Regions from separate parts of the Mus musculus genome. Here region 2 is linked to region 1. The links are chromatin contacts, found by Hi-C in ENCODE. All regions are on one chromosome and are shown on one strand. The core of a region is the stretch at or near the end of the contact, and the rest is flanking DNA. Distances in the headings are between cores, read along the strand shown. Region 1 has its middle 10 kb from the start of F2rl1. Region 2 overlaps Sv2c (synaptic vesicle glycoprotein 2c).

Region 1 (4,868 bases), core at 947-3,446:
TATGTTCTATGGAGGGGCGGTGAGGTATGGAGGAAGAGGATGTCTCAGTGGGCCAAGGCATCCCTTCCCCCTGAGGGACCAGCCACAGGAAGGTATAGTATAGAATAGAGTTTATTCAGGGCATGGGGAGGGGTGTTAAGAGGGTAATAGAAGCAGAGAAAGGCAGAGAGAGGAGAAAAGTACAGGCTGGCCATGAGCACACAGGGTGGGGGGGGGGGCAGGGGAGAGGGGAAGCGTGAGGGGACAGGGAACAAGCAGGGAAGAGAACAATAGAACAAGAGAGAGAGGAGGAAGCCGGGCGTGGTGGTGCATGTAGCACTTGGGAGGCAGAAGCAGGCGGATTTCTGAGTTTGAGGCCAGCCTGGTCTACAAAGTGAGTTCCAGGACAGCCAGGGTTATACAGAGAAACCTTGTCTCGAAAAACCAAAAAGAGAGGAGAGAGGAGAGAGAGAGAGAGAGAGAGAGAGAGAGAGAGAGAGAGAGAGAGAGAGAGAGAGAGAGAGAGAGAGAGAGAGAGAGAGAGAGAGAGAGAGAGAGAGGGAGGATTGGTGGAATAGTGCGTCCTTTAGACTGGTCTTTAGGGAATGAGGTAAATAGGGGCTTACTTAGCCTCTCCCTTCTTGCCTTTGTGCTGCTCTCTGACCTGCCTCTTCCAGGAAGGGGGTAGGGGGGGTGAGTGGTCCGGTGAAATTTTCTAACGGCTGAGCTGACCTCTTCAACATCATACACACACGCCACACACACACACACGCACACGCACACGCACACGCACACACTAGCCCTCAGGGTGAGATCTGAGATAGGCTCTTTCCGACCCACCTCCCCTGCCTCTTGGAATCAGAAATGCTGCCTTTCTCCACACTCCAGAAGGGACCATGTGGAAAGGAGTCAGGACCTGGACACAAGGTTCCACAGTTCTGGGTTAAATCTTTCTTCTATCACTTACTAGTTTTATGGTTATGAAGGCTAATTTTGTCACTAGTTTGACACCTCTATACCACCCATCTGTTGTGAGAATTCTGAGGACCCACAGGTATTCCCACTGGGACTAAGAGGTGGGATCAACTGGGTTTTAACTGGAATCCCCGCAGTGACTACAGAGACCTGGCAATATCCCCAGGAGTGTCTGGATTTGTGTGAAAGTCAAGGCACCAGGTTGCAGAGTGACTGCAGGGAGACCTGGGGGGGTGTGGGGGGGAAGGGGAGGCACTCCTGGAAGACGGCGGAGGAAGACAGAGGAAGGGGAGTCTGGGAAACTCCCGGAAGAAGTGGGGAGGGGTCAATTCCCAGCTGCTGCCAAGTACCACAAACCAGTTTGATCCTGTTTTGCTTTTGTGCACTGATCATTAACATTTGAAGGAAGAGTTTGTAGTGAGCCCTGCTGTGCATTCAAGGGAAAAGGGAGAGGCTGCGGAAGGCAGGAAGTGAAAGTGCTTTGCTGCTAGCCTGGTTTTTTAGAGTTTAGATCCGCTAGCAATCCTGGACCTTTCCTCTCTGGCTGATTCCAAAAGCTGTCATATTTATAAAGCCCAAAGGGCCGGAGGGCTTGTCCAACTCAGAAAATGTAACAATTTTGGAATTAAAAAAAATGACTACAATAAGCAAAGGCAACAAAGTGTCACCTTAACTCCTTACCTCTTACAAAATGAAGAGTGCATTGGCTTCTTGATAGAAATGCCAGGATTCAGAACTGGTTTTAAAAATAGATGCCACATCTTAATACGCATTTCCTGTGTGCAACACAACATGTTTGTGTTAACAGAAGATAGCATGCTTTGTTTTCTTTCTTCCTTTTTTTTTTCACATTTAGAAAAGCTATTGATTTTTATTTCCACTGGGTGGACAATTACAGTTATTTTCCCCGTATGAGCCCCCTAAGAGTAAATAGCTATGTTCTGTGTTCAGGTTTGAGTTCTGGAAAAATAGCCATGCACTGGCTAGGATCCTATCTACCTGTCTTACCCAGCTCTTCTGAGAGCTGCAAAGTATCTGGGACTCTCAGCACTAACGTCCAGTTACTTAAGTTCCAGCCCGGTGTCTCCTAAGTGAACAGAGCCTTAGGGAGGTGCACATGACTCTCCCCCTCCCCCAGGTGTGAAGAATGTTAGTGTCTTAACCCTAGGACAGGTAGTTTTGAAGATCATTTAAGAAGCCTCTTTGTTCTCCCAGGATACCTCCTGCTTTGCGGTGGAAGCCAAGGTCTGAACTATAAATGGGTTGAGCCAAGTGGAAAGCAGCTGGCGGCATCTGCTCTTATAGTGAAGGTGTCCTGAGTAGCTCAGGGCGCTTAGAGAAGCCTATGGAAAAGGCCAGAGTGTGCCAGAGAGGCAAGAGCAGAATTCCATCCACGGGGCATCATTTCCAAACTCTCTCACCCTCTCTCCTTCACCTCAACTTATTTCTTGCATCTTTCCTGGGAGCGATCTCCTGCCAGTTTGAGTTCAGCTGGGGGAGGGGTGGGCGCACACAGCTTCAGAGCCTAAGAAAATTAGCATACACCCTCCAAAGGGTCAGCACTGGAAGCCAGAACAGTGAGTGAAGTCAAGAGGAGCCTGGGAAGCCGACGTGGGGAGCTTGGGATGAGGTCAGGACTCTACAGGATTGAAGTGCTTACTCAATGCCCCGCGGGCTCTCCAAATAATCTTTAAAGCTGCTGCTGGCTGGGCAGGTGCTAAAGTCCCTCCTCCCTCGATGAGTCACGGGTCTCCCAAAACCAGTTTTATTTTAGGGCTGCTGAGATGCCGGCAGAATAACAAAGAAAGGGGAGCTATACTAGTTAGCAACAGGAGTTATTGAGGAAAATGGTTTGCACTTAACTGATACTTCCAGGCTTTTGAGTTCTCTGTCCTTGGGACAATTAGCTTATCTGCACCTCCCAGATTCCTCCTTCTTCAGTCAGATAAAGATTGTCACCTAGGCGACAGAGCCTAAGGGTCTTGATAGGGTTTGTTTTCTCTGCCAATTAAGGATCTAAAAGGCAGGGGAAAACAGAACAAAACAAAACAAAAAAACATAAGCGCCCGAGAGATCTTAAACACCTCAGAAAAAATCAGCAGCTAAAGAAGGGTGCTTATTCCCGCAAGGAAACGCAGCCCACCAGCGGGCACACAGAGAAGGAGAGTGGGGACTTCGAAAGCCCATATATCCAGTTTCTTCTCAAGGCCTGGGGAGGGGGGAGGGGGAAGCACTCTGAAGAGCTTTCCTCCCCTAACTCAGATCTGGTTAGCTTGAAGACAGATTGGATGGTTGATGGGCCCACAACGGTTGGTAGCTTGTTGGGATCTGGCCTTGAATTTGGTTAGCCTGATGGTGGGAGACAAAAGCCTACAAGGCCTTTGTTTTAAGCTACCAGGCTTTTGTCTCAGCTCAGAGGGTGAGGAAGAAGACAGCCATCTTGGAAGTTCAAAACCTTTATTACCTACCCCATGGAGGCACCTCTCCCTGTGATATGTTAGAATAGTGGCTCAAGTCTAAACATAGGACACCAGGCCAAAGCAGTTCCACGAGTAAGAGGTTTATTGGGAGAGAAAGAGGCAAGATGGCAGCGGAAAGAGAAGAGGGGAAGAGAGAGAGAGAGAGAGATTGGGGGGGGGCTTTCTTTATACATGGGTGATGACCTAACACAGGTAAAGGTGGGAGGTGAGCCAAGTGGATTCTGGGAATATGGTGGCTGTTGCCTTGGCAATAGGTCTTTGGGTCCCACCTATGTGATGCTGCGGGTTTTGGAGATCCTGATACCGACACCCTGCCTGTCTGCCTACAAAGGACCCTAACTCCTAGTCTCTCAATGGACTTAGTTCTGAGATTATTGCTCAGATGGCAAGAACTAATACTTGTAGAGTGCCTAGGATAGAGTTTGGCACAAAATTTCATCCAAGTGGGAATTGATAGGTTATTTCTCTGCCAGTGTAATGAGCCAGTTCAAACCAGATTAGGATATATTAAATGCAGGTTGATTGGGAAGCTGTTTGCTGAGTTCAGAGTTCACTGAACCCAAAGACCAAGGCCAAAGAGGGGGCGGGGGGGGGAGAAAGAGAGAAGAGAGAGAAAAGGCACCCTAGCAGAGAGAGATGAGGAGAGGGGGAGGGAGAGGGAGGGGGAAGGAGAGAGAGAGAGAGCACAGATTGTCTGGATTATATAGGAAGAGTCTTGGGGAAAGGACAGCCCAGCCTCTGGGCTGGAGAGTTCAGGGTTAGGGCAGGATATACCAGGTAGGGACTGGGGGATGCTGGGAAAACCTGGAGGCCAGGTCTGCTTTGACATGTACAATATACACCTCACTCCCTTGTCCTTGTGTCTGAAACCAAACCAAAATTTAAGAACTAGTGTTACTTTATTAATGGATGTTTGTGAATCTGTACCCCAGAAAAAAGGGCTCTGTCTGCATCTATCCCTAATTGTGGACCAGTTCTTGTTAGTGATCTGAATGCTAACAGTACTACTTTTATTTTGCTTTTGAGACAGGGTCTCATTTAGCCCAGGTTGGCCTCTGACTTGCTCTGCAACTGAGGTTGGCCTTGGACTTGTAGTCTTTCTGCCTCTACATACTGGGTGCTGGGATTTCAGTGCGCCCCAGCATATCTGGTTTACACAGGCCTGGGGACTGATCTTGGGGCTTCTTATGTGTCAGGAAGCCCTCTACCAACCAGATACATCTCCAACCCTCAAATATTTTTTATATTTTGAGGAATAAACAGAAGTAACCTCCCAAGTTGACCCTGTAGCAACAGAGAAAGGGGCCCATCTCTATCCCCTGAGGAGAAGAAGGTGAAGCCAGACTGCACACGGATCAAAGGAGCTGTAGAAGTACTATTTGGGGCTTTTCTATGCCTCCCTTGTTCCTGAATAATGACACAGAGACCTTTATA
Region 2 (5,066 bases), core at 817-3,316, 420 kb after region 1:
GGGAAAGTGCGTGAAATAGCTAACTTACTGCAATTCTCCCTGAAGGAACAACACCCAGAGGCCAATGGGTTCTCTGGATGGCTGGTCTTAGTCTGAACCAATTAGGAATGTGGAGAGAAGCCTTTGAGTATTGACATGAGCGCATGCTAAATCTTTCCTTCCCATGGACTTATGAGTAATGTCATGCTGACTCACAAGCCCAAGGGGACATTCAACTCCACCTGGCCTGGATCAGTACGTTGGGAGGCCCCACCTCCTTCCCCAACAAACCCAGGACCCTGTGTATGCTACGGAAGCATGCTACTGCTGAGTTATGGGAAGTTAGACAGTCTTCATGGCTTCAGAGAGTGGTACATTGGCGAATGTTTACCAATACCTGGGGTGCTATAGGGGTAGGAGGAGTCTGACCTGGAGTATTTGTCACTTTCCATGCTGTAATTGTTACAGCTGTGGATGAGCTCAGCATAATGTCACTGACCCTGTCATTGGGACACCATTATTACAGTACTTCCAAAATAGAGATGTAATAGGCATATCATACTTTCCTCAAGGGCATGACTAATAAAAAAATGTAGAAAATAAGTAGGAAGTGATGAGTTTTGAATACATATTGCTTTAAAATATAGCTGATTTAATTGCAATGACGGCTACATTTCTTGACTGCCTTTCAAAAATTTCTGAAACGTAAGCCACTGGCTCTAAGATTGTGGTTGAGCCTGTTCCCAGCCATGGCTGGCTTTAGATGACACCATCCCTTCTGGTCTGGATGGTCAGTCCTCAGAGCACCAGGGCGCTGCTCAGGGACAGGATCTCCTTGGTGTCAGGGAAGGTATTTGGCTTGGTGTAAAAGCTTCTCTGAGTTTGAACCAAAGCCTGAAAGCTGTTGTCTCTTCTTAGTTCTCGATTTTCTTAGCTCTAGGGGCCATGCAAATATGGTAGGACAGGCCAAGGATGGGCAATGGTTGTAGTTTAAGCACCTGGCCTTCAGTTCTGTGTAGGTATTTACACAGACAAGGAGTGCCAGAGACTATATACCCTCTCTCTGTGTCTTGCTTCCTTGGAGGATCCAGAACCCCAAAGATCCTTTGCAGCTTCAAAACACTTGGCAACAACCCTGCAGCCCATTTCAAACTAGAACCTGTAAACTCCCTGGCCTCCTGGTGTCAGAACCTGTTTTCTGGGTGACTTATCGCAGAGGCAAGAGAAGGAAAAAGTCTGCAAGACAGTGTGACGGGGTCACAAATCTCTACCATCAGAAAGGAAACACCCCCAGGAGGGTTGGCTTAGAGGCTGGTCTCTGGCATGCTGAGGCCCTGAAAAGAGAGCTTCTAGCATGCCCAGAGAGGACACACTTACTGCCTAGCTCCCCATAAAGAACAGCTCTGGAGAAACAAACTTCTCCAGAGAGGCACCTGCTCTCTTTGCTGCTGTCTCTTCTTTGATCAATATCTTAGTGCAATTTCCTGTTGAGACCATTTAAAGAAACATAGACATGAATGTATGTGTGTGTGTGTGTGTGTGTGTGTGTGTGTGTGTGTGTGTGTGTTTTCAAGTACTGTTTAATACACCCTAGAAGCAGTTCATTCTCTTTCAGGTAACCCCCAGTCATGCATAGTTCTTGTACTACCTGTTTGTTGTAGATTATAACTTGCTTAACACTTGGAAAAATAAGACATTGATAGAGACCTAATACAAGATATACGACTGTCTTGTCTGTGACTCCCTGCTCTGTGTTCTCAAAGAAACACTACAAAGGGTTAAATATCTGTATACAGCCCAGAGTCTCAACACCTAGCACACTGGAGGCCAAGCCTTAGATGATATTAACCCAAAAAGCATGTGAAAGAAGAACAGATGTACTCTACCCAACTCTCTCCTCTACCCAGCTCCACCGGTTTAATCAGTGAGCTAACAGACACACAGACTGTGTACCCCGTGGCTCGAAATGCTGGGCTTATTAAACTGCATCTGGGTGTTGAGAAAAGTATAGGGAAGCCCTGGCGATCGATCGATGGTTTGTGTGTGGTTGGTGAGAGACTGTTGACAGGGGAATGGGACAGTCAAGAGTGAAAGCGACAGAACAGGACGTGGAGAGCTGCCAGCTTCCTGAAACAGGGAAAGGGCATGCACTATGGCTAAGAGATCCTGACAACTTCCTTTGGTCAGATGACAAGAGAAATTTCACCTAAAATAGACACTTCGCTCAGCAGAATGCAAACGTGAAGAAACACATCGGTTACTTCAGGGCACTCCACTGTGTAGATGTGTGTTTGTTGTCTCAGCATGCCTATTTTGGGGGTGAGGGGGTGAGGGGTAGGAGTAGTTGGTAACTATGTTTGGCACAATATGGGATTTAAGGGAAACCTGATATAGAGCCACTAGGCCCCAAACAATATGGTAATTGTCTACAGTTCCAGGTGAAGGTCAAATCTAGGCATCCTGGTTTCAGAGCCTTTTGTACATGAACACGTAAGGCATCCTGAGGAAGAACTAGGGAAAAGCCTTTTTGATAGAAGGTAGACACAAATTGGAGAATATCATATTCTATTGTGGTTGGCAGAGAGTGTTCCCACGGAATGCTCTGGAAACAATCCTAGAGTTTAGAATGTCTCCCAGGTATGCTAATCTCATTGCTGGAACGTTATCAATGGAACACTGGACTCCCCCTTGGTTGTCACACCCCTTCCTCCCCATTGATCTCTTAAGATATTCTGAAATTGAGTGAACTTTTGGTGCAAACTTGAGCTCTGATTGGATGAGATTTGCAGATGAGGGCCCATCTACCAATTTATGTGTAACCATTGAGAAGCACTAGATCCATTTAAGGCAGCATTTCGAGAAAATAGTGAAGTAGATGGATAGGGGACTCTAGGATACAGCCATGTGTGGTCTACTTCCAAGTGTCTGTCTTTTAACTGCAGTGTGTCTTCTGGGGCGGTACATTCCCTGGGTAGATAACAATGGCTCTGAACTGAGAAGCACTTAAAACCAGGGGGTGGGCATAGGCAACAGGACAAGTGCTCTAACCTATTGTATGAGTCTTCCCAAGCCAACTCCCACCCTCCTTAGAGACTTGCTTATTCTCTTGGAGAATAAAATAGAACCATTCTTTTTCTCTATAGATGGAGAAACTGAGGACCAGTATGCCCAGTGACTCGATTCTTGGCCTTTTGGCTGAGATCAAGTCCTTCTCCTTAGAAAGATCTCTGCCTGCTTAAGGACCCATTGCTCTTGGGTCATGGGCGAGTACTAGTATGAGATGAGTCGGGAAGTAGGACTGAATGTGAGGCTTACGACCCAATACATAGGGCAGAGCGTCTCACGGAAGCCACAGCTCAGAGCAGCTGGTTAGCTGGTGCTACTATTTGTTTTAATTTCTTTCCCATTGAGAGGAGTCAGAGATAATAAAACGTGGGAGCGTCCTGGGCTGATTCTGAAGAGTAACGGTGGGGATTTTAGTTAGAAAAGGAGTTCAAAATGCAGGTACAGATGGAGCTGTGTCACTTCTGAAACAGCTTTCAATTTCCTTGTCCTGTATGTGAATGACACGGGATAGCAGATGTCTACCCTGGTGTCAAGGCCCATGACACTCATAACTGGGGCTTCTGTCGAATCTCATGGTTGGATCTTAACCTCTAATTATACCTGAACAAGCCACAGCATGTATTTGAGAAGCAACAAGAACCCTGTCGTGGAAAGGAAAGGTTACACACAGTGAAGAGGCTGAGGGAAATGTGTGGGGAGTGGGCAAGACGGCAACCAAGAAGGCTTGTGACCACTGATTGTCCAGGAGGTTATAGAAGAGATCCCTCTTGGGCCACCTGGGAAGCTTGGGGTAGTTGACAGAAATGGTTTTTCTGAAGGGGACAGATGGTCTTATAAAGAAGGGTTCTGTTGGGTCATCCCATGCTGGCCCAACCCAGTGTCCAGATAAAATTCTGAATGACTGTGTCTTGCAGTTTGGAATGTACTTGTAGCTAAATCAGGGAGCAGAGACAATTTGAGAGTAAAGACTATCCAGTAAGATCACTACCACAGCAGGCCAGAGTAGAGAAAGCAATGCCTTTGATTTGTATGGTTTGTTTGCTTGTTTGTTTGTTTGTTTGTTTGTTTTGAATGGGAAGATAGGGATTCATATCTTACTTTTGCAGCAATTTTGTTGCATGCCACATTCAACCAAAAGGTCTGCTCTGGGCCTCAAACATGTTTTTTTCAAAAAGAAAACAACCATGGTGCAAATAGGAGAGAGAAATGAGCCTGCATGGAAAAAAAAATAGATACTCCTTAGGTTTTTGAAACACAGATTTGTTTCCCAGGGATGAGAAACAGAAGCGAGTTCTGTTCTGGCCCTGCCTCATTGGTGTCTTTCAAATCAATCAATGATGCTTCGAAGATTCCCTGGTCAGCTCTGCAGCTCTGGCTCTCATAGCCTGGATGTCCAGGCTCTGAGTACTCAGGTTATCTGCAGGGAACCACTTTCTCTCTGCAGCTTCCCATCTTAACTCAAGGCTGCCCCCTCCACCACGCCTGCATTACTTAATGGGGGCAGTGGATTAATGGTTTATGTTAATCAAAGAGCTTTTCACAGAATTTCAGCTCCAGGAGGGATCAGGGAACATGTGAGGGGAAGGGAGGCAAGGCAGAGGGGACTCCAGGGAGCAGGGCCATCTCTGAACAGATTCTTGGGAACAGAAGTTTCCTTTTTTCTGGAAGGCCCGGGGCTGTGGTCATGCAAGAAAAGCGTAAAATAAGCAAAGAGGATTCCCCCTCCAACAAGACAGAGGCAGTTAAACAAAGAATGCTGTTTAAACACAGGCCTTACGATGGTTGCTATCACAGGCTGCAAATCTACAAGGAGGCTTCAGATTTCAAAGACGCGTAAAAGGATGGGCCTGGGGGAGGGGCACCGGGCAAGAGACTCGAAGGTCCTTTAGCTGACAGCTGGCCCGTGGGAACGTCCTGCTGACCCCTCCCTCCTTCCATGCTCAGGAAGATTCCAGAGGTAAAACAGATATTCACCCACCAGGAAATGCTGTCCTGCCTGCCGGAGGGTTGCTGGGGAGAGC

Evidence for each region. A loop is a pair of places that touch in the nucleus more often than their neighbours do.
Region 2: a loop to region 1 is called in a map of T-helper 2 cell, with 2.2 times the contacts of the local background. The contact joins two enhancer-like sites. A Hi-C loop is called at or near these places in 2 of 37 maps with a recorded cell type or tissue (T-helper 1 cell and T-helper 2 cell).

Annotation. Positions count from the first base shown.
Region 1 is chr13:95,533,040-95,537,907 of GRCm38, forward strand. No RefSeq gene overlaps it. Among named protein-coding and RNA genes, the nearest start is that of F2rl1, 10 kb to the left of the region's middle. Within about 2 kb of position 2,197, at least 1 of the 3 ENCODE cell types and tissues checked has a DNase peak (open chromatin) inside an H3K27ac peak, as active enhancers do.
Region 2 is chr13:95,955,230-95,960,295 of GRCm38, forward strand. It overlaps Sv2c (synaptic vesicle glycoprotein 2c), which reads right to left. Exons shown (of 13, transcript NM_029210.1): 13 at 4,214-5,066. Among named protein-coding and RNA genes, the nearest start is that of Gm24032, 61 kb to the left of the region's middle. Within about 2 kb of position 2,067, at least 1 of the 3 ENCODE cell types and tissues checked has a DNase peak (open chromatin) inside an H3K27ac peak, as active enhancers do.